2 separate regions of the Homo sapiens genome follow, and region 2 is linked to region 1. Evidence: chromatin loops called from intact Hi-C (ENCODE). Cell type or tissue: heart right ventricle. All regions are shown on one strand. Links, peaks and the distances in the headings refer to the core of each region. The heading gives the core; the rest is flanking DNA. Region 1 overlaps LOC400499 (putative uncharacterized protein LOC400499). Region 2 overlaps LOC400499 (putative uncharacterized protein LOC400499).

Region 1 (11,762 bases), core at 3,700-6,199:
GCTGTGAGATGTGTGGGTGTACATAGCCTGAGGAGCCTCACAGGCTGGGTGGGGACCCCAGCCGAGCTCTATAGCCCAGCACGTCCCTGTCCCTAAGCCCAGCATGGCCTGGCTCATCCAACACTCTCACAGGTGCTGAGGATACAGGGCCGGAGTCAGCCCCTATTGCAGCTCAGGTTGGCAGTGCCCACCGAGGGACCTCAAAGGACAGCTGCAGCCCAGACGTCGACAGAGAATGTGCTCCCGGGAGGGCTCCCTGTCACCTGACCTCGAGGCCAGGAAAGGGTTTAGATGAAGCCAAGGGCACAGGGTATCCAGTCCACTCAGTTGTGGGGTACAGGGCTGAGATCCTTTGCAGGAGGGGTGACATCCTGGCCCCCTGACCCCCTGGGAGCTGCTCCCTCCTCCTACAGCAGAGTGGACTGGGGCAGGGGTTGCTGGGTAATCTGAAACAGGAGGGTGTGAAAGAAGCATTGGCGCCTGGCTCTAGAATAGGCTCTGTGGCTCTTGGAGAAGGAGGGCCCAGCCAAGCAGGACGAGTTCATGCCAAGTGACAGTGGTCAGGGCATGGCCCCATGTGGGTTCCTCTTCACCGAGGCAGGAGGACACCGTGAGGAAGGGCCTGGGTGCCAAGTCTGAGTCCCTATTTTGCTGCTAACTTGCTAGGTGACCTTGGGCAAGTCACCCACACTCTCACGTGTGACCCAGAGATGATGATGATGACGATAATAATCACTGTCAGACCATCAGCATCTTCTTCTTCATCTTTGCCTTCATCACAGCAGGTGCTTAAGGATCTACTCAGGCATTAATGGGATGAACTCACTCGATCCTCACAACCTCCACATTATAGGTAATATCATCATCCCTGTTTTGCAGATGAGGAGATGAGGGCACAGACAGGTGAAGGAATTTGCCCAAGGCCACACAGCTGGCAAGCAGCAGAGCTGGGATCTGAACATCGGAGAGGGCCTTGGTAAGGACGGTGCCATCCTGCCTTTCTCTGGAGCCTGAGGAGGATGAGACTGACGAACGCCCATAAACCCTTTGAAGGGGGCTGGGCACAGGGCAGGGCTTGACAAGCAGGAGCTTTGATTCTGACCCAAGATTGCAGGGCAGAAGGACGCAGGGCAGGAGCCAGACGAGGCTCCAGGGCACCCATCCACACCAGCCCTGTGATTGGAAATGCAGAGACTGCTCAGCAGACCTGGTTATAGCGATTATGAATGAAGCCTTTGTAAATTGTCAAGTACTGGGGAAACCCAAGGCCTGGTCCTCCCCACCCACCCTGCACACAGCGGGTCCTCTGCACACCAGGAATTGGACAGAGAGAACAGAATGTGGAGGGAGGTCCTGCTCCATCCACTCCTTACCTGGTTGGTGAAGGGCAGGCCCAGCCTCTGGAGAGCAGGCACTGTGTGGCTGGCACTGGCCACCAGCTGCAGTGGGCCACGTCGTGGCCGAGCCACCAGGGCTGCCAGGTCCATGCTGACTCCACTGTCCCCACCATGGAGGGCCACCCTGGCCTGGGTCTGGGTCTCTAGAGACAGAGAATGGCATGGGCTACTGAAGACAGCTTCACCTCCCTTCCCAGCCCAGGAACACACCAGACTACATGAGAGGCCATGCCCTGTGGCCCTCAAACACAACACCAGCAGGAAAGGGCAAGGCTGCCACAGCGTGGGTGCTGGGTGGGGTCAACCCCTTTGAGCCTCCGTGACATCATCTGTCATAATTTGTCCCTGAGGATCCAGGCCTGGGTGGCTCCTTCTCTCATTGAAGTTGAAGTTGCTGAAATGACACCTTCTCCAAGAAGCTTCCCTTGACTGCCCATCTGAAGTCCCTCCCAGTCCTTGGCTGCCAGGCATCCTCCATCCCATCTCCCTGGAGTGTGGTTTCCAGCACAACCTGAAATGACCTCGCTCACTTACTTATTAGGTTCCTGCTCCCCAAACTCTCACCCCACCAGAAGGTCAGTGCCTGGGGTCGGGATTTCCCTTAGGACAGCTCCTGACATGCAGCGGGGGTGCAGTGAGTGCTTTCTGAATGACTGTGGGATGAAAGGCTTCTCTGCAGGGATTCCTGAGGATTATGGGAGGGGTAGCCTGCAGAGGAATCAGCATGACGTCTGCTCCCCACAAATGGCCACTGCGGCCACTGACATCCACCTGCAGCCACCTGGCCCTGGCTGGAGGGTCCCGTCCTTCCCATCACCCCCTACAGAACAGGAGATTTTGGCTCACAGTTAGGAGTTTCTTCTTTGACTTAAACTCCCTTTGCTATACAGAGAAACTCATCGGGTCCAGGAGCCCCAGAGCAAACAGATGGCGCCGATTCTGTATCAGATGCCAGGTTCCCGTGGGGTGCAGCTCACGGCTCAGGCCCAAGTGACACTCAGCCAGGCTCCAGCACCTCCCATCTGGCCAGCAGGGTGGACGAGCTCCACAGCCCTGAGCCTCGACTTCCTTATCTATGAGGTGGGCACAGCCCGCCCGCCTCAAGGGACAGCGTCCAGAGTGAATGGGGTAACACACGGGAGAGGACCACTTGTGGGACATGCAGGTGGCCTCAGGAAATGCTTCCTTCCTTCCTCGTTCAACATTCAGCCACATGTACCTACTACATGCAGGGCACAAGGAGACAGGGGACACAATCCCCACACCTGGGAGCACCCGGCTGTCAGAGATACCAAGAATGTTAACGACAGGCAGAGCATCCCCAGGAGGTAGGGACAACAGACTGGACAGCAGTGGGAGAAGGGAGAAGTCACTCTTGGCTGGGGGCGGCCATACCAGGCATCCTGGGTCGGGAACTAGAGCGGCGTGGAGGTGGTCATCCAGAATGGCCTCCCCTCACTTGACTGTCATGTCCCTAACAAACCCTGAGGTCAACTCAGACTGGGGACAATTTCCCCATGTGATCCTGTCCTCTGTTCTCCCCTCAGGAGGCTAACGGCCAAAAATAAAGTGTTTTTTTTGCTGTTGTTGTTTTGTTTTTTTTTTTTTGAGACAGAGTTTCACTCTGTGGCCCAGGCTGGAGTGCTGTGGCGTGATCTCGGCTCACTGCAACCTCCGCCTCCCAGGTTCGAGTGATTCTTGTGTCTCAGGCTCCTGAGTAGCTGGGACTACAGGCATGCACCACCATGCTCAGCTAATATTTTTTGTAGAGACAGGGTTTCACCATGTTGGCCAGGCTAGTCTCGAACTCCTGACCTCAAATGATCCACCCGCCTTGGCCTCCCAAAGTGCTAGGATTACATGCATGAGCCATTGCACCCGGCCCCCAAAATAAAAAAATTTGAGGCCAACAGAAGGACTCCCCTAGGGGACTGGGGAGTCCCCGGGATCCTGAATGGTCAAGAGCCAAGTCTCCATAATCTATATGGGGGTCAGAGGATGGCTCTGGGTTCAATCCTCACTCCGTCATTACCAGCTGTGTGGCCTAGACCAGGTGACTCAACCTCTCTGAGCCTCCATTCCTCATCTGCAGAATGGGAATGGCATTCCTAACCCTATCTCATAGGCTCGTTCATGCACCCATTCGATACCTACTATGCACCCTACGGCGAAGCAGACAAAAGTCATCCCTGCCCTCACAGAGCACACATTCTGGTGATTCTAGCATAGAAAAATGAAAAACAAAGGTATTTGTATGCTACACAGTGTGTTCAAATGACAGAGCTGGGGAGAGGGATGGGAGGGGATGGGAGGAAACGGGGAGGTGGAAAAGAGAGGCCTCCCTGAGATGCCATTGGAAAAATACCTAAGGGAGGTGAGGGAGCCAGGCAGGCGTGTGGGAGAGACACATTCCAGGCAGCAGGATCAGCCCGTGCCAAGGTCCTGGGGCCGCAGCAAGCCTGGCGTGTTGAAGAATAGCAAGGAGTGGAACAAGTAGGGCTGGGGGCTGGGAGATGAGGTCAGATGGGGGAAGGGTGTGGATTCTGATGGCTCGCAGGCCCCTCTAAGAGCTTTGACTTTCACCCTGTGTGATCGGGACGGCTGTACTGTATTGTGCTCTCGTGTGCACACAGCTTGCCTGGCATGTATGCAGTAAGTGCTCAGCCAGTGCTGGCTCCTCTTGTTGCTTTTATCTTCCCACCATAATGGGTTGAACCGTGTCCCCCAAAAAGAGATATTGAAGTCCCACCCCCCCTCACCCTCTGTCCTGTGAATATGACTTTATTTAAAAATAAGGTATTCACAGATGTAATTAAGTAAAAACAAGGTCATATTCAAGTCGGACGGGCCCTCAATCCACTGTGGATTGTTTTTATTTTGAGACAGGGTCTCATTCTGTCACCCAGGCTGGAGGGCAGTGTTGCAATCATAGCTCATTGCAACCTCAACCTTCTGGCTCCAGTAATCCCCTGCCTCAGCCTCCCGAGTAGCTGCGACCACACACATGCACCACCACACCTAGCTAAGATTTCTATGTTTTAAGCCATCCAGTGTGTGGGACTTTGTTGTGGAAGTCCTAGAAAACTAATCCACCTGCCTTGGGAGTTAGGTCATTGACGGGCAAGGCTGTCTTGGTTGTCCTGGAGCCCAGAGCCACACTGGACTTGACAGGAGTGCCACCTGGGTCCAGGCCTGAGGCTGCTGGTCTGGCCCAGGCATGGAGGAAGCCAGCTCCCCAGTCCCGGGCTGTGCGCTGAGTGCCTTACCGTGTATCTGCAGCTCAGCACTAAGGCAGGCCTCGCCTGGGAACCCTGCCCACAACAAAGCCTCACTGTTGTGCCAGCTCCGGCCGGAGAGCTCCAGGTGCCCATCATGGTAATAGCAGCTCACAGAGTAGTTGAGGAATGTGGGCCCCATCAGGATGCGTCCAGAATGCTCGAAGCCGGAGCTGCCATTGTGAATGTCCACAGAGACCTGGAATGACACCAAGGAGACGCTGGACCACCCTGTGCAGAGAGAGCCAGCCTGGGTCAAGCTGGCACTGGCTCCCACAAACCCTGGGGTTATCAGTGCCATCCACGTCGCTGTGATGGGAGGAACTCAGACCCTCTTGAAGGAGCAGGTTTGATGACCAATGGGGTTACTCCAGCTAATTACACATGCACCCAGGAGACCGTAGAGAAAACGCGGAGAAACCAATCAGGAAGTGGGGCAGGCAGGGGAGAGTGGGCCTGGGGAAGATGGCTGGAGAAAGACTTTGGGAAGACCAAGATGTCCTGGCTGGTGCGAAACAGGTTGCAAACCACAGCCTACATCTGTTGTTGTAAATAAAGTTGTTGGAACACAGCCCTGCCTGTTTGTCAGAGGCATTTGAACCAGAGCAACTCCATCTTGAATAGACACTGGGTAAAGTAAGGCTGAGACCTACCAGGCTGCATTCCCAGGAGGTCAGGCATTCTAAGTCACGGGACGACATAGGAGGTCAGCACAAGATACAGGTCATAAAGACCTTGCTGATAAAACAGGTTGCAGTAAAGAAGCTGGCTAAATCCCACCAAACCAAGAAGGTGACAAGAGTGACCTCTGGTCGTCCTCACTGCTACACTCCCACCAGCACCATGACAGTTTACAGATGTCATGGCAATGTCAGGAAGTTGCCCTATATTGTCTAAAAAGGGGAGGCGTGAATAATCCACCCCTTGTTTAGCATATCATCAAGAAATAGCCATAAAAATGGGCAACCAGCAGCCCTGAATTCTTTCTTGCACAAGATCCAAGAACCCTCCCTTGCGGTCTGGATCGAGACCCCATTCCGGTAACATGTTCACATCCCATTCCTGTGGCTGCTTTCACAACACAATAGCAGTAGAATGGAGGCATTGTGGCAGAGACTGCAGGGCCACAGAGGCTAAGACATTTACTATCTGGCCCTTGATGGAAAAAGTTTCTCAAACTCTGCTGTGAGATGTAATTCCCTCCCATGCCACCCCACAATTGTCTTAGTAAAACCTTCAGTGAGGCCAGGTGCAGTGGCTCATGCCTGGAATCCCGGCACTTTGGGAGGCAAAGGCGGACAGATCACTTGAGGTCAGGAGTTTGAGACCATCCTGGCCAACAAGGCAAAACCCCGTCTCTACTAAAAATACAAAAATTAGCCAGGCATAGTAGTGGGTGTCTATAATCCCAGTTACTCAGGAGGCTGAAGCGGTGGAATCTCTTGAGCCCAGGGGGCGGAGCTTGCAGTGAGCCGAGATCACACTACTGTACTCCAGCCTGGGTGAAAGGGCAAAACTCTGTCTCAAAAAAACAAAAAACAACAACAACAAAAAAAATATACTACAAGGCTACAGTAACCAAAACAGCATGGTACTGGTACCAAAACAGAGATATAGATCAATGGAACAGAACAGAGCCCTCAGAAATAACGCCGCTTATCTACAACTATCTGATCTTTGACAAACCTGAGAAAAACAAGCAATGGGGAAAGGATTCCCTATTTAATAAATGGTGCTGGGAAAACTGGCTAGCCATATGTAGAAAGCTGAAACTGGATCCCTTCCTTACACCTTATACAAAAATTAATTCAAGATGGATTAAAGACTTAAACGTTAGACCTAAAAACCATAAAAACCCTAGAAGAAAACCTAGGCATTACCATTCAGGACATAGGTATGGGCAAGGACTTCATGTCTAGAACACCAAAAGCAATGGCGACAAAAGCCAAAATTGACAAATGGGACCTCATTAAACTGAAGAGCTTCTGCACGGCAAAAGAAACTACCATCAGAGTGAACAGGCAACCTCCAAAATGGGAGAAAATTTTCGCAACCTACTCATCTGACAAAGGGCTAATATCCAGAATCTACAATGAACTCAAATTTACAAGAAAAAAACAACCCCATCAAAAAGTGGGCAAAGGATATGAACAGACACTTCTCAAAAGAAGACATTTATGCAGCCAAAAGACACATGAAAAAATGCTCATCATCACTGGCCATCAGAGAAATGCAAATCAAAACCACAATGAGATACCATCTCACACCAGTTAGAATGGCAATCATTAAAAAGTCAGGAAACAACAGATGCTGGCGAGGATGTGGAGAAATAGGAACACTTTTACACTGTTGGTGGGACTGTAAACTAGTTCAACCATTGTGGAAGTCAGTGTGGCGATTCCTCAGGGATCTAGAACTAGAAATACCATTTGACCCAGCCATCCCATTACTGGGTATATACCCAAAGGACTATAAATCATGCTGCTATAAAGACACATGCACACGTATGTTTATTGCGGCACTATTCACAATAGCAAAGACTTGGAACCAACCCAAATGTCCAACTATCATAGAATGGATTAAGAAAATGTGGCACATATACACCATGGAATACTATGCAGCCATAAAAAATGATGAGTTCATGTCCTTTGTAGGGACATGGATGAAATTAGAAATCATCATTCTCAGCAAACTATCACAAGGACAAAAAACCAAACACCACATGTTCTCACTCATAGATGGGAATTGAACAATGAGAACACGTGGACACAGGAAGGGGAACATCACACTCGGGGGACTGTTGTGGGGTGGGGGGAGGGGGGAGGGATAGCATTAGGAGATATACCTAATGCTAAATGACGAGTTAATGGGTGCAGCACACCAGCATGGCACATGTATACATATGTAACTAACCTGCACATTGTGCACATGTACCCTAAAACTTAAATAATAATAAACCCCCCCCCCCGGAAAAAAACCCCAAACTTTCAGTGAAATCTCCACCACCTCTACCACAATTTCGAAGGAGCTACCCAGGCATGAAGGAGCAGGGATGACAGACGGGGAGAGGGCACCCTGGTCCCCTGCAACCCAAAGAATGAGCCGCGGCCCAGCCGTGACTGCATCACCCGGGCTGAGAAACGCAGCATCTCAGGCCCCACCCCAGACCTGCTGAATCAAACCTTCATTTTAACGCCCTCCCCGATTATGCCTGTGTACTGGGTGTGCGGGAAGCCCTGCTCTAGGCAGAAGGACCACCACAGGAGGTCCAGGTCTGCTGGGCTCTGATCATGTGCCACCCACCCTCTGGGATGACAGCACAGGGCCCAGGGCTGGACTTGTCCTGAGTTTCAGGGGCTCTGTACTGCTGGCCACCTCTGCCAAACTGTCCCCATCCACCCTGGGCCACACCCAGGCCTGCCTGCTAGGCCTCTGCTGGTGTCACCGCTGACCTTGATGGTGCCAAGGTCAGACGGGCCCCAGGCACTCAGGCTCAGGGCAGATCCAGAGACTCAGTGTGACAGCAGAGAGGCCAGGGGTGAGCTCTCTGTCACTATCCACAGAGCGCTTCCCTGCACCCCAGCCCCAGTGGGCAGAGCTGGGAAAACTGAGGCCTGAGCCCTCATCACCACACAGCTGGCTCCCTGGACTTTCCCCCCAGGACTAGGCATTCCCAGGGTCTAGTCAACCCTAGACCAGGGGTTGCAAACTGGTGGCCCTTGAGCTGATAAGTTTTATGTGGTCACTCACTCTGGTATTTTTTGTGTTGTTTTTTTTTTGAGACTGAGTCTTGCTCTGCCACCCAGTCCGGAGTGCAGTGGCACAATCTTGGCTCACTGCAACCTCCGCCTCCTGGGTTCAAACGATTCTCCTGCCTCCGCCTCCCAAGTAGCTGGGATTATACGCATGCGCCACCACGCCCAGCTAATTTTGTTGTATTTTTAGTAGAGACAGGGTTTTACCATGTTGGCCAGGCTGATCTCGAACTCCTGACCTCAAGTGATCCGCCCACCTCGGCCTCCCAAAGTATTGGGATATACGACATCTTGTATAATTCTGTTTGTATGAAATTTCCAGAATAGACAAACGCATAGGGACGGAAGGCAGATTTGTGGTTGCTGGGGACCAGGGAGGAGGGGATGGGAGGGACTACTAATGTACTGATGGGTATGGGGATTCCACTGGGGTGTTGAAAAGTTCTGGAACTTGCAAGCACCAATGATTGTAGAATAGTGTGAACGACCATAGCATCCCCGAGTTGTATACTTTAAAACGGTTTTACATTATTACACATATTTTACTACAACAAGAAATGTGAAAAGATACATATGATGTGGAGGGTTTGAGACGTGGCAAACACTCTGTAGTTCCCCACACAGCCCAGTGACACATTTCAGTTCTCCGCCTGCCCCCAAAGTCTTCGAGTTTGCAACCCCTGTACCCAATGCACACAGGTTTATCATTGAAACAGCGGGAGCAGGCTGGGTACATGGCCCATGCCTGTAATCCCAGCACTTTGGGAGGCCGAAACGGGCCGATCACTTGAGGTCAGGAGTTCAAGACAAGCCTGGCCAACATGGTGAAACCCTGTCTATACTAAAAATACAAAAATTTAGCTGGGCGTGGTGGTGGGCACCTGTAATCCCACCTACCTGGTGGGCTGAGGCAGGAGACACTTGAACCTGGTAGGCAGAGGTTGCAGTGAGCTGAGGTCATGCCACTACACTCAAGCCTGGGCAACTGAGCAAGACTCTGTCTCAGAAAAGGAAAGGAATGGGACGGAAAGGAACAGAACGGAACGGAAAGGAAAGGAAAGGAAAGGAAAACGAAGCAAAGGAAAAGAAAGGAAAACAAACAGCAGCAACAGCGGCAGCAGCTGCGATCACTGCCTGAGCATGCAGCAGGTGGCAAGGCCCCTCACCTGTTTTATGTCACCTGTTTTATGAGGCAGGAACTGCTACTCCATATAGGTCAAAAATGTTGACTGAGCACCTACTACATGTCAGGCCCCGTCTCAAACCTGGGGATACTACCATGCACAAAATAGAAATGCCTGAGCCCGTGACGCTCAGGTGGCAGTGGTGGGAGGCAGACAGGACAAAGAGAAAGGCATTGTGCTTCCTGCCTGCACCCTCGGCAGAGACAGCTTGAAGCCACCTGAGCTGAGCTGCACCCCAGCCCTGAGCGCCACGGTCCGCTTGTCTCACGATGCCAGGACATGCCCACCGCCAGCCCAGCTGCCCATGACAGAGGTGGGCTTGCAACCCTTGGGTCCTGATTGATGTTTACCTGTGTTTGCAGATGGGACCACTCGATGACCATCAGGTTGAGCTGATGCCCCTGGGAACTGGGAGTCCAGGTGCATGTCACCAGGGATGTGGGGGGCTTTTGAAGGAGGGGGACCATGTGAGTATCTCCTGGCAGCGAACTCAGCTCCGGGCCACACCTCAGACGGCCCCTGTGATCAGGCTGTGCCAGCCCCGCTGGAGGGGCCCACTATGTACCACAACCATCCAGCCCAGGACAGAGACCCCATACCTCGAGAGGCTGCCCAGCGATGTCCCCTCGGCACCATCCTAACAGCTGGGTGGGCGAGGCGTCTCCACTGCAGTTGACCTACAGAGACCAGTGGGTGGGAAGGGGCTGGCTTCTTCCCTGACCCCAGAGTGAACCGTCGTGGATGCCAAGATCCCACTTGACCCCGCCACCCTTTGGGGAAGCCACCATGGGCAAATAACCCCAAAGAGAGGTTTGCACAGGGACTTGAGGGCGAAGCCACGGCATCATCATCAAATGAAGGTAAACGGAGCTCCCAGCATGCAGGGCCTCCACGCCAGGCACGGTGCTAACTGAACCACAGAGTAACCATGGGAGGAGGTGGCAGATGAGGAAACTGAGTCACGCAAGTCAGGGAAAGAGGAAGCATCTTGCATGTGGTCACACAGTCAGCGACGGTGCAGCCTGGCTTCAGGCCAGGAGCCCTGCTCACTCACATTCCCTCTCCCACCATGGACGGTTTAGCCACCCTCAGGGACAGGCACCGAGGTGGTTTCCTGCTTTTCATTTCTGAGAACAATAAAGAGGACAGCTGCGGGTGTGAGGCTTCCCCAGGGTAGGGGCCCCAGGGAGGAACTGAGAGACCAGGGCCTCTACCATCTTCATTCTACCAGACAGGGCCTGGTGCAGGCTGCAGCCTGGCCCATGTGGGCACCCAACCCACTCACCTCCAGCTGGGAGGGCAGGGTACCCTGCAGCCCCGAGAGGCCATGGTGCAGCCCCAGCACCAGCCCCTGGCGGCCACCCTCTGCCTTCCTCTCCAGGGCTGCGCGGAGCTGCTCGCCATCCAAGATCACCGTCAGCCCGGCCGCCAGACTACGTCCCACACTCTGGGCAGAAGCAAAGCTGTTGGGTGTCCCTGGGACCCACTGGCCCCCGAGAGGGCCCGGGTGCAGCCCCCTCCTCACTCACCTGGAAGTGCCCGTGGCCATCTAAGGAGAAGGGGAGGCCCCAGTGCTTGAGGCTGGGCATGGTGTGGGTGTGACGGAGGCTGGCATGGAGCTGGAGGCCCGAGGACTCGGGGGTCACGTCCTCCAGGCCAATGGCACCGTCTAGCTGAGCCCCCGCGTTCCACAGCGCCAGGCGTGCTGAGCAGTTGGAAGCCACGTGGGTGAGAGACAGGAGCATCCCTGCCTCGGAGGGGAGTCCTGGGGGAAGAGGCCAGCGGGCAGGAGTGGGCAGAGCCCCAGAGACCACTCACCCCAGTCCACCGCATTTAGTCAGGATGGGAACATGACGGGGGCCTGGCCAGCACACCTGCTCTCTAGAGCATCCCCTGAGCCCCATAGCTCCAGGTCCTACTGCACCCAATACACCAGGTTAAACCATCTGAAACTGTCCACAGTTCACAGAAATGGCGATTTCATCTGGTCCAACCTCACAGCACAATTGCCACATGCAGCCGGTGATAAGACCCATGTCCCTTAGGACTTCCAGCTCCCCGAGGAAAGGACACAAATCTCAGAGGGAAACAGGGGTCTGATTGTGTGTCCTCCCTTCGCTGCTGCACCTGGGGGCCCCTCCAGGCCTGGAG
Region 2 (11,762 bases), core at 3,954-6,453, 87 kb after region 1:
CACCTGGAGGGACAGCCAGGGCTGGACCAGCTCCAGGGGCTCTCAGATCCTGGTAGGGTCCATTCTACCAATGCAGGGGTCTCTGATGCCCCCAGGGACCCCAGCTGCCTGGCACCAGCTGTGTCTTCACTCCCGCTCCCTACCGATGCCATCTGACTTGGCACTCACTATTAGCCGGGACAAGATGGGGAGTGACAGGTGACACCCCCTTGCCCAGGAAAGTGAGGACACACCCCAAGGTCTCAGGTCAGAATTGAGGTGAAGGGCAGAGCAGCTGCAATCCCTTGGGCAAGCTGCCCTACCTCTTTGGGCCTCGGTTTTCTCACCTGCAAAATGGGGTTGATGAGAGCACCTACTTCATAGAGACACCTCAAGGGTTAAATGAGACCTCCACATATCGTAGAAATTATTGACCTCATCTCACACAGATTTCCTAATCTCCAGACTCATTAAATATGTGTGTTTATAAATATAATAGCTCTGATTTCAAGTGCTCAGATTTAGTGCCAGACACCAGGAGAACCACTTCACACACAGCATTTCATTCCTCACTATAAGACCAGGATAGAGGTACCACTGCCATCCTCCTTATAGAGACCAGAAAACAGTCGGGCGTGGTGGCTCACACCTGTAATCCCAGCACTGTGGGAGGCTGAGGTGGGTGGATCACTTGAGGTCAGGAGTTCGAGACCAGCCTGGCCAACATGGCGAAACCCCGTCTCTACTGAAAAAAATACAAAACTTAGCCAGGTGGGGTGGTGCATTCATGTAGTCCCAGCTACTTGGGAGGCTGAGGCAGAAGAATTGCTTGAACCCAGGAGGTGGAGGTTGCAGTGAGCTGAGATCGCACTGCTGCACTCCAGCTTGGGCGACAGAGCAAGACTCCGTCCTAAATAATAATAATAATAATAATAATAATCAGAAAAGAAGCTCAGGAAGGTTAAATCACTTGCCTGGGATCACACAGGTGGGAGGCACATTGCTGACCCTTGAACCCGGAATTCTCTGATACCAAAGGTTGCCTTGAACCCGCCACAGAAGCCCAGGAGGATGGGTGGTCTGGCCTCCTCTGCTTATCCTACGAGGGGCTGGCACAAAAGAACTGATCACCTCCCCCACATCTAACCAGCAGCCAAGCCACGGAGGGAGGACACCGGGGCCCCGGGTGGGGTGCAGGGACTCACCAGCAGCATGTGGACCATAGCATCTGTGGGCTGTGGGAGGAAGGCCAGTGATGAGAGCCACGCCTCCACCTCGTCTGCCTCCACCGCGGCTGATGCGATGAGTTCCTTCATGAGGCCCACACAGTGCTCCGTCCCACAGGAAGGCAGGGCATCCAACAGTGGCTGCCTGAGATCATCAAGGCGACCCACACGTGCTGAGCGCCTGCAAAGCTCATCTCACCGAAGTCACCCGGGGGTAAACTGAGGCTCAGAGAGGTACGGTGCAGACATGCCCACCCTCACACCTTGGGAGGGGCTGACCCGGGTCTGGGACCCCGCAGTCTGGCTGAGGCCCGTGCTCTCAGCACAGCAGCACCCAGCCCAGACCCCGGCAGCTCTACCCACCCAAGAAACACTGGTGTGGGAAAACACAAGTCCGTACCCAGTGCTCTGCTGAAACCCACCCAAGCAAATGTCACCGAGAAGGGGTAAAAATCCCTAGCGGAACAGGAACCAGCAATCAGCAAACAGTCCCTAATTTAAACCTCGAATACTCAGCACAACATCAGGACATTTATTTTTTCTTTTTTTGTGAGTTAGGGTCTCACTCTGTCACCCAGGCTGCAGTGCAGTGGTGCGATCACACCTCACTGTAGCCGCCACCTCCTGGGCTCAGGTGATCCTCCCACTCAGCCTCCCAAGTAGCTGGGACCACAAGTGTTCGCTACCAAGTCGAGCTAACTTTTAAATTTTTTGTAGAGATGGGGGCATTGCTATGTTGCCCAGGCTGGTCTCAAACTCCTGAGCATAGCCGTAAGCTGACTGAGTTAGTGCCTCAGAGATTCCCCTCTGAGATTGGGAGTCTCTTTACCCGCCTTACTAGCCCCAGATCAGCAAGGTCTGGGTGGTGGAATGCCGGCCCTGCCCAGCACCCCCCAGCCCAGACTCTCCACGCCCCCAGCAGGAGGGTACCCTAGGTGCATTGGAATGCTAATTCCAGCAAGAGGGTCCCTGTCTGGGGAAGGGAACAATGGCTGTCTTTATCCGCCAGGCCCTTCAGCTTCTGGTCTCAGGCAGGATAGAGCTTGGACCCCGTGGGAACCTCCAGGCTCCCCACTTAATCTCCTTCTTGGCGCACATTCTCAGACTGAAGGACAAGTCAGTGTCAAGGGGACGGGATGACGCATCAGCATCCATCCCTCACTGGGAACCCAGGACAGCACGAAGACTCCTTTAACCCAGGGATGCCCCCAGCCAGCTCCTAGTCCATCCCCCACCCGGAGAGGGACCTTACCCATTGTCTCGGCATTTGAAGGAAGAATATTGCCAGAGTTCCATCAGCTCACCCCCAGAAAGGCCCTGGAGCTGGGACACCAGTGTCAGGAACAAGTCCATGGCCTGCGATTCAGAGGGGGCAGCATGAGACACCCAGCAGTGCGGGGGATCCCCGAAGGTCACCTCACCCGTCCCCTGCCTGTAAGCACAACCGTGGGGAAAGTGGGAAGGACCTACCACCTTCTCCCAGGATGTGCTGAGACCCAGTGAGATGAAGCTCCAGGTCTGGCTTCTCCCTCACTGCACCCCAAGCCCCTACAAGCATACAAGCTGGCTCATTTTTCTCTGATTTAGCAGGTATTTATTGAGCACCTACTATGTGCCTTGCATTGCACTCAGGATATGGCAGTGAAAGAACAGGCATAGTGTCTGAATCTGTGGCATCTAATAAAACCCCAATAAATGTTCACTATGATTGTAATATAATTATTCTAATGAGTCTTAGCATATTTCAAATATTTAGCGAGGTGGCAATCTTTTCCTACATAATATACATACTCTTTTTTTTTTTTTTTGAGACGGAGTCTCACTCTGTTGCCCAGGCTACAGGGCAGTGGCGCAATCTCGGCTCACGGCAACCTCCACCTCCTGGGTTCTAGCGATTCTCCCGCCTCAGCCTCCTGAGTAGCTGGGATTACAGGCACCTGTGACCACGTCTGGCTTATTTTTTGTATTTTTAGTAGAGAAGAGGTTTCACCATGTTAGCCAGGATGGTCTCGATCTCCTGACCTTGTGATCTGCCCGCCTCGGCCTTCCAAAGTGCTGGGATTATAGGCATGAGCCACCACACCTGGACCACCTTTTTTTTTTTTTTTTTTTTAAGAGACAGGATCTCCCTCTGTCTCCCGGGATGGAGTGCTGCAACACAGTCACTTCTCACTGCAGCCTCAACCTCCTGGGCTCCAGCGATCCTCCCACCTCAGCCTCCCGTGTAGCTGGGAATACTGGTGTGCATCACCACGCTCAGCTAATTTTTTTGTATTTTTCATAGAGATGAGGTTTCACCATGTTGGTCTCAAACTTCTGGGCTCAAGTGATCCTCCCACCTTGGCCTCCCCAAGTGCTGGGATGACAGGTGTGAGCCATCGCGCCCACCCTTTTCCAATATTCCTAATAAAAAAATTGTTTTATACAATTATTAACAGTGATGGCTAATAAAGGGCATTATAGGGGGTGCAGAGGGCCCAAAACTCACAAGAAATAAAGGACTCTACTCAGAGAACAGCCCCTGGGTTTAGGAGATGTTTAGTTTGGAAAACCTTCCCTCCTGGTACCCCTGAAGTCTCAGGCTCACTGCATTGGCCTGAACCCAAAGCCACAGAAACAGCAACAAGGTAGGAGCCGAGCCAAGCCAGGTCCCAGCTTCCTGCAGGGAAGCCCCCATACTTTCCCCAGGCTTGGCCAGGGCCAGGCCTGAATCCCCCACCCACCCAGAGGTCCTCCGAGGCTGGGACCTGCTTCCCTGACCCTGGGCCTCCCTGCTGTGTGTGGCTGTGACAGAATCCCTGCACACGCAGCTCGATCTCAGCAAGACGCAGCCTGCAAAACAGGCCCTCACTGGTCACTCGGCCCACCTGCCAACGTGTCTGCCCACCAGAGTCCCGGCAGCCTTCCCAGAATGTGCCTTCTGTGGTCAGAGCCAGTGGCAACCCTCAGCTCTGTCTTTCCTTCCTCCGGCAGGACCCACAAGCCAGCCCCTGCTGCAGGCTAACTGCCACCATCGCAGCTGGCCCTGACCACTGGTAGCCTAAAAGACTCTATTGCCCAGTTTGGGGCGTCTATCCAAAAAATGTCAGTTCCAGGCCTGCTTCCTTCCTTCCTTCCTAATGGGCTCGGCCACATTTCCCTCTGGCTGGTGGCTGCCTTTCCCCAGCTGCCCTTGGCACCCTGGGTTCGGAAGACGTGTGCAGATGGGCACCTGGGGATGGTGCCTGCCCGGGACCACTCCTCCTCCTCTGGGCAAGCCTCTGGCCACAAGTGTTACCCTGAGAATGCGCCTTTCAGATCCAGGCACGACAGGAGGGATCATTAGTGGCTTATCCTGGTTTCCCTCCACTGGAGGAAGAACAAATTCAAAAGGAGAAAAGAGGGCAGATCTAGGCAGGCTACGGATGGAGGCAAAGGGTCCAAGGCTCCTGCCTAGAAATCAAGTCCAGGGCCTGGCGCGGTGGTTCACGCCTGTAATCCCAGCACTTTGGGAGGCCGAGCCGGGTGGATCACTGGAAGTCAGGAGTTTGAGACCAGCATGGCCAACATGGTGAAACTCTGTCTCTACTGAAAATACAAAAATTAGCCAGGCGTGGTGTTGCATGCTTGCAATCCCAGCTATTCAGGAGGCTGAGGCAAGAGATCACTTGAACCAGGAGGTGGAGTTTGCAGTGAGCCGAGATTACGCCACTGCACTTTCCAGCCTGAGCAACAGAGCGAGACTCCGTCCCCCCCCCCAAAAAAAAGACGGATACGTAGGTCGATAAGAAAACTGCCATCCCCATCACCACCAATAACACATGATAATAGTGATAAGGCTGGGTGCAGTGGCTCATGCCTGTAATGCCAGCACTTTGGGAGGTCGAGGCAGGCAGATCACTTGCGGTCAGGAGTTCAAGACCAGCCTGGCCAACATGGTGAAACCTCATCTCTGCCAAAAATATAAAACTTAGCTGGGCATGGTGGCATGAGCCTGTAATTCCAGCTATTCAAGAGGCTGAGACAGGAGAATCACTTGAACTCGGGAGGCAGAGGTTACAGTGAGCCAAGATCGCACAACTGCACTCCAGCCTGGGCGAAAGAGCAAGACCCTGTCTCGAAAAAAAAAAATTGTAATAACAACTACGCCACTAGTTACTTAGTAAGGAGCTTTTACTATGTTCCAGCAACTGGTCTAAGCTGACAGAGAAGGAAAGTGACACTCAAAGTGATTGAGGCAGGGGCCGGTGGCCGCATGCTACTCAGTAGCAGAGCAGACACTTGAACCCAGGGCACCAGCTCCTGAACCCACACTCTTAACAAGCATCCTATATGCAATGGCTTAAAAAAAAAAAAAAAAGTCCTGATTTGTAGCATTTGCCGATCGTCATGGTGTAAATATACCCACCATGGTCGATTTCAAGCTACCAACTTGCAATTGCTAAGGACAGACCTGGGAAGAAATGCACCTTAGCACGTCATGTCATATTTCCACCACACAGTTACAATAAACATGACTAACCTCTAATGGAAAGACAATAGTAAAATGTAGTAAAATAACCAGGTAGTCATGGTTGGGAGTACTTAATACCTTTGTTTCTAATATAATTCATTTTATTTGATTTTTTTAATTTTTCTTTTCTTTTTTTTTTTTTTTTTTTTTTTTTTGGAGAAGAGTCTCACTCTGTCACCCAGGCTGGAGTGCAGTGGTTTGATCACAGCTCACTGTAGCCTTAACCTCCCAGGCTCAAGCCAGCCTCCTCCCTCAGCTTCCCAAGTAGCCACGACCACAGGCACGTACCACCATGCTTGGCTTATTTTTTGTAGAGATGGGCTCTCTCCCTGTGTTGCCCAGGCTGGTCTCAAACCCCTGGGGTTTAAGTGATCCACCCACCTCAGCCTCCCAAAGTGCTGTGTTTACAGGTGTGAGCCACTGTGCCCGGCCTGTTTACTTGTTGATACACAATAGATTCACATATTTTCAGGGTACCCGTGAAATAATTTGATACATTCATCTAATCAAATCAGGATAATTGCGATATCCATCACCGTAACCACCTTTTCTTTACGTTAGAAACGTTCAAATTCTTCTCTTCCAGCTATTTTTAAGTGTAGGATTATCTTAATTATAGTCATCCTAGGAATCTATTGAGTATTAGAGTCTGATTTCTTCTACTGAAGTGTATATTTGCACCCATTAGTCAGCTATGCTAAAACAACTTTATTTATTTTATTTTATTTATTTATTTTGAGATGGAGTCTCACTCTTGTCACCCAGGCTGGAGTGCAGTGGAGTGATCTCGGCTCACTGTAACCTCCGCCTCCTGGGTTCAAGCGATTCTTCTGTCTCAGCCTCCAAAGTAGCTAGGATTACAGGCTCCTGTCTAATTTTTGTATTTTTAGTAGAGACAGGGTTTCACCATGTTGGCCAGGCTGGTCTTGAACTCCTGACCTCAGGTGATCTGCCCGCCTCAGCCTCCCAAAGTGCTGGGATTATAGGCATGAGCCACTGAGCCTGGCCACAACTTAATGTTTAAAACAGCAGTGTTTAACAACCAGCCTGTGGGACATCCGGAAGTCTACTCACCCACTCTTGTGAGCCAGTATGAGCCAGTCCTGTTCTGCCACTGTCTATGCCATTTCGTGAGTGTAAACCGTCCTTAATAAACACCTGTAACTCGAGCTCCTTGTTCTCAGAACACCCAAGATTGGTGATAAGCCATGCCCTCTCCCAGGCATCCTTCCTGGCAGCCTGGAGAAGTTGGCCCTGCTGGCTCCGTCTGTCTGTCCCCTCCCAACCCCACTGCACCCTTGCTTCCTCCTCCTTTGTTCCTTAGGGACGCCCTTGGCCATCCCACCCTCTGCCCCCCACATCGAAACTCCGGGGCCTCTCTATGGAAGGCCCGACTCGGGGGTTTGCTTTCTATTGAGCGCTGAGTCCTGGTTTTGTTTCCAGACTGAAAAACAAACCTTGTCTCCTGCCCACCATCAATGGGGAGGGGCAGAGGCATTTCAAGCCGAAGCTCATGAGGTCTATCCCCCTGGCAACCCAGGCAGGCCCTCAGCCCTCCCGGGGGCCCAGGAGCTGCTTGGTGTGCACCGATGTGTCCCTGCAAAGCCATTTCTAGCAACAGGGTCCTCAGCATTTCACCCCTCAGCCCAGGGGACCTCCACGGTGGCAGTAACTTCCTTTTTTTCAATGCTGTAAGTAAAAGACAGCCGCACAGTGCCCTCTGGGGCTAGCACCGCCAGCGTCCAAAAGTGGAGATCGAGGCCCACAGCCCTTGCCCTGAGCCACCCCTGCCAGGGGAAATGTCCAGTTAGGTGGTCAGGGGTCCTCTTGGGGCCAAAGAATGCAGTGCTGTCTTCCCATCAAGCCATGAGGTTCGGCAGTGCAACGGTTAGAGCACAGGCCACAGAGCAGCGGTCCCCTACTGGTGACAAGTGTGCTCCCCAGGGCCATCTGGTTGCCACGGACTGCAGGTGGTGATGATGGTGGTATCCAGTGAGGAGAGGCCAGAGATGCTGCTAAACATCCCACATTGCACGTGACAGCCTCCCCCACACACTCCACAAAGAATGACCCAGCCCTCGGTGTCCACAGCACCCAGGGCGAGAAACCCTGCTTTGGGCCATGCTGCCTGGGTTAACAGCCCAGCTCTATCACTTGCTAGCAGTGTGGCTTTAAGCACATTTCCTAAACTCTTCAAGCTTCAGTTTCCTCATCTGTAAAATGGGCACAATGATATGAATTTCACTGAGATGATTAAATTAGATAACGCAAGTGAGGCCCCGGAGCTTATTGTCTGAGCATACACTAAGTGCTCAATTAAACTGTAAAGCCCTGGCAGGGCGCAGTGGCTCACGCCTGTAATCCCAACACCTTGGCAAGCTGAGGTGGGAGGACTGTTTGTGTCCAGAAGTTCAAGACCAGCCTGGGCAACATGGCAAAACCCCGTCTCTACAAAAAACACACAAGAATTAGCCAGGTGTGGTGGCATGCCCCTGCAGTCCCAGGTACTCTGGAGGCTGAGGTGGGAGGATCACTTGAGCCAGGGAGGTCAAGGCTGCAGTGAGCCATGATTTCACCACTATACTCCAGCCTGGGCAACAGAATGAGACCCTGTCTAAAAAAAAAATTGTAGAACATTGAATGGAAGCCCCCAAAAAGATATGTCCATGTCCTAAGCCCTGGAACTTGTAAATTTCCCTTATTTGGAAAAAGGATCTTTGCAGATGTAATTAAGTTAAGGATCTTGAGATATGATCATTCTAGATTATCTGGATGAGTCTTCAATCCAATGACACATCACTTTCCTCCCCCAGGGACTGTGCCATGCTAAACCATCTCTCTCGTGCTTTCCATCTTACATGTGGGTTCAGGGCCCTCTCTCAGAACAAGACAGATGGTGAGGAGAATCTCATCATCACAGCACAGCCTCAGGGCCTCAGATTCTTGATGATCACCAACGAAGGAACTGGCCCTAAGTCTCAAAGCCACATCCACCTCCTGACTTGAAACAGCCAGGAGTTTCGGAGGAGGCCTGGGCCATGTGTTTCTAACTTTGCTGTGGGAAGTCCTCAATGCTGAGGCTCAGATGTTGCTAGGCCTGGGAGATTAGACTGTGAGTCAAAAGGACTGTTGTGTGCTCGTAGACAGACAGAGGAGAAAAGGCTTCCCCTCTGCTCACATCCAACCTGGACTGGGGCACTGGCCTGGCACACGCCATCTAGATTTCCTTGCTTCTGCAACCAGGCACAGCTGTGCAGTGCACAACCTACCCACCCATAGGTGACAGCCCTGATATTAAATATCTGAGAGGATGGGCCAGGATATGGGCAGGAAGAGGAAGGTGTCCTAGGGACTCAGGGCCAAGAAAGACTCTGGCCTGGGGCTGGAGAAGCCACTTACCTCCAAGCTAGTGGTCTGAGCCAGGCACAGCCTCCTTACTAATGTGGCTGCGGTGGCCACCATGGCCTGGGATGGTGTCTCCTCCCACTCATACAGCAGGCTGCTTGGGGTCATGTCTTCATCGTCTCTATCATCTGGATCTGAGATGGTAAGAGGTGGATGGGATGACCATATGGGGAAATGCCAGAGTGAGCTAGAAAGCCCTCTGGGAGTCGCCCCCACCCCCTCCAGTGCTTCCTTCAGCATGTTTCAGGCAACAGGTAAGAGGGGTGTCTACGAGGGAAATCATAGCAGCGTCATTGCAAACAGCCTAAGATGGGAAGCACCTATGTACCCACCAGCAGGGGCTGGGCAAACAAACTGTGGGCCACTCACATCAGGGAACACTGAGTATCCTTTTTTTTCTTTTTTTTTTTTTTTTGAGACGGAGTCGCACTCTGTGCCCAGGCTGGAGTGCAGTGGCGCGATCTCGGCTCACTGCAAGCTCCGCCTCCTGGGTTCACGCCGTTCTCCTGCCTCGGCTTCCTGAGTAGCTGGGACTACAGGCGCCTGCCACCACGCCCGGCTAATTTTTTTGTATTTTTAGTAGAGACGGGGTTTCACCATGTTAGCCAGGATGGTCTCAATCTCCTGACCTTGTGATCCACCCACCTCGGCCTCCCAAAGTGCTGGGATTACAGGCGTGAGCCACCATGCCCAGCCAACACTGAGTATCCTTTAACAGAAACAAGTCAGCAGGACACACCCTGCCTTGTAAAGATCTCCAAGCCATCGAGTGACCAAGGCAAGATGCAGAACAATGTATGGTGCAAAAATAAAAATAGACCACTCTGTGCCTGGCACAGAGGCTCATGCCTGTAATCCCAGCACTTTGGGAGGCCAAGGTGGGTGGATCACCCGAGGTCAGGAGTTCGAGACCAGCCTGGCCAGGATGGTGAAACCTGTCTCTATTAAAAATACCAAAAATTAGCTGGGCGTGGTGGCAGGCGCCTGTAATCCCAGTTACACGGGAGGCTGAGGCAGAAGAATTGCTTGAACCTGGGAGGCTGAGGTTGCAGTGAGCTGAGATCACTCCACTGCACCCCAGCCTGGGTGACAAGAGTGAGACTCTGTCTCAAAAAAACAAAACACAACAAAACAACCAGACCACCCAAACAGACACAGTTGCCTATGTATCTGTAAGTACACAGAATTTGTCTGGAAGAGTATACTGGAAGCCAGGAATGGAGTGAGCCTCTGGAGAGGGGGGACTCATTTTAACCGTGTCCTTTTGTACCATGTCACACATCACCTTGTCAAAACAATAAATCTTAATCTCTCTCATGCATTCGTCCTGTGACTGCTTCCTAATAAAGATGGGTGATGGCAGAAACTGCCCTCTGCTCTACACACAGCCATGGTGTTAAACTTCCCTGAGCCCCGCTTGGACCCCCACATCTCAGCCAAAGACCTACCCTCGAATCCACAGTCCACACCTCCCTCAGCTTCAATGCTCCTTAGCAAAGGCGTGTGCCTTCTAGATGCTGTCCAACACCATCTGGCTGCCTGCAGGCCTGGGCACCTGCCCTCGCAGTGTGTCTAGCTCCACACAGGTGCACACATTCATCCATCTAATCCTCAGACCTCTCCTTAGCCCCCCAGGTGCCTGGGACACACAGAGGTCGTGCCTGCCCCAGGGCCTTTGCACTTCCTGTTTCCGCCCTGAATGCTCTTTCCTGCATCTTCCCAAAGCTGACCTTGTCTTATCCTTCATTACTTTCTCAGAGAGGCCCTCTTGGCGCCCCTGTCTAAGTCACTGGCTGTCATGCAGCTGTTTAATTTCTTTCCTGACATGGATCACAGTCTCAAGCCACCTTGACTAGGCTTTTTCCCCATCAATGATTTCCCCCTCCCAGGAGGGTGTCAGCCTCAGGGTGGCAGAAATGGAGTTGACCATGATCACAGGCCTGTCCCCAGAGCCCCGGCAGTGCTCAGCACACAACAGGTGCTCAGACAAGCATTTCGGGTAAGCATGAATGAAAACACACTCCTGATGACCTGCCAAGAATCTGCAAACCTAAGGAGAATTCTCCCACGACAGTTGGGAACCAGATGACTCCAACCCAGGGAGGAAGACAGGGCCAAGCCAGGGCCATCTGAGCCCAGCGCGGAACTTCAAGGAGGGATAAAGTCTCATTTCTGAGTATGCCTTTGGGATCAGGCCCTAAAGAACGGGGCCAGGATGATGTGAACCAGTGCTCACAGAGGCCACGTGCCAGGTGCTTAGCTAAAGGCAATGATGATTTTCTTTTTTTTTTTTTCAGAAGGGGTCTCACTCTGTCGCCAGGCTGGAGTGCAGTGACGCGATCACAGCTCACTGCAGCCTCGACCTTCTGGGCTCAGGTGATCCTCCCACTTCAGACTCTCAAGCAGCTGGAATTACAGACACACACCACCATGCCTGGCTAATTTTTTGTATTTTTCACAGTGATGGGGTTTCGTCACGTTGCCAGACTGGTGTCAAACTCCTGGGCTCAAGCAATCTGCTCACTTTGGCCTCCCAAGGTGCTGGGATTACAGGCTTGAGCCACTGTGCCCAGCTGACCATTTTCTGTAACTTTCCCCATAACCTATGGGGTAAGGGGTGACCTACCCGTATATTTACAGCTAAAGAAACTGAGGCACAG

The links. A loop is a pair of places that touch in the nucleus more often than their neighbours do. Peaks named below come from ENCODE experiments on the same cell type or tissue, not always from the same donor. Only the 100,000 strongest peaks of a DNase experiment are listed, where the experiment ranks them.
Region 2: it touches region 1 in a loop (2.3-fold over the local background); 22 of 110 quality-filtered maps call a loop at or near these places.

The regions. Positions count from the first base shown.
Region 1 is chr16:11,412,969-11,424,730 of GRCh38, forward strand. It overlaps LOC400499 (putative uncharacterized protein LOC400499), which reads right to left. Exons shown (of 67, transcript NM_001370704.1): 40 at 11,141-11,376; 41 at 10,897-11,058; 42 at 10,211-10,288; 43 at 4,664-4,871; 44 at 1,374-1,540. Among named protein-coding and RNA genes, the nearest start is that of RMI2, 73 kb to the left of the region's middle. RefSeq lists enhancers at 953-1,924, 10,480-10,559. In heart right ventricle, for the core only: no CTCF peak of the experiment used is centred there; a DNase peak (open chromatin) is centred at 4,643; H3K27ac peaks cover 355 bases.
Region 2 is chr16:11,499,620-11,511,381 of GRCh38, forward strand. It overlaps LOC400499 (putative uncharacterized protein LOC400499), which reads right to left. Exons shown (of 67, transcript NM_001370704.1): 8 at 9,097-9,236; 9 at 2,458-2,561; 10 at 1,185-1,350. Among named protein-coding and RNA genes, the nearest start is that of LITAF, 81 kb to the right of the region's middle. RefSeq lists an enhancer at 1,822-2,753. In heart right ventricle, for the core only: no CTCF peak of the experiment used is centred there; no DNase peak of the experiment used is centred there.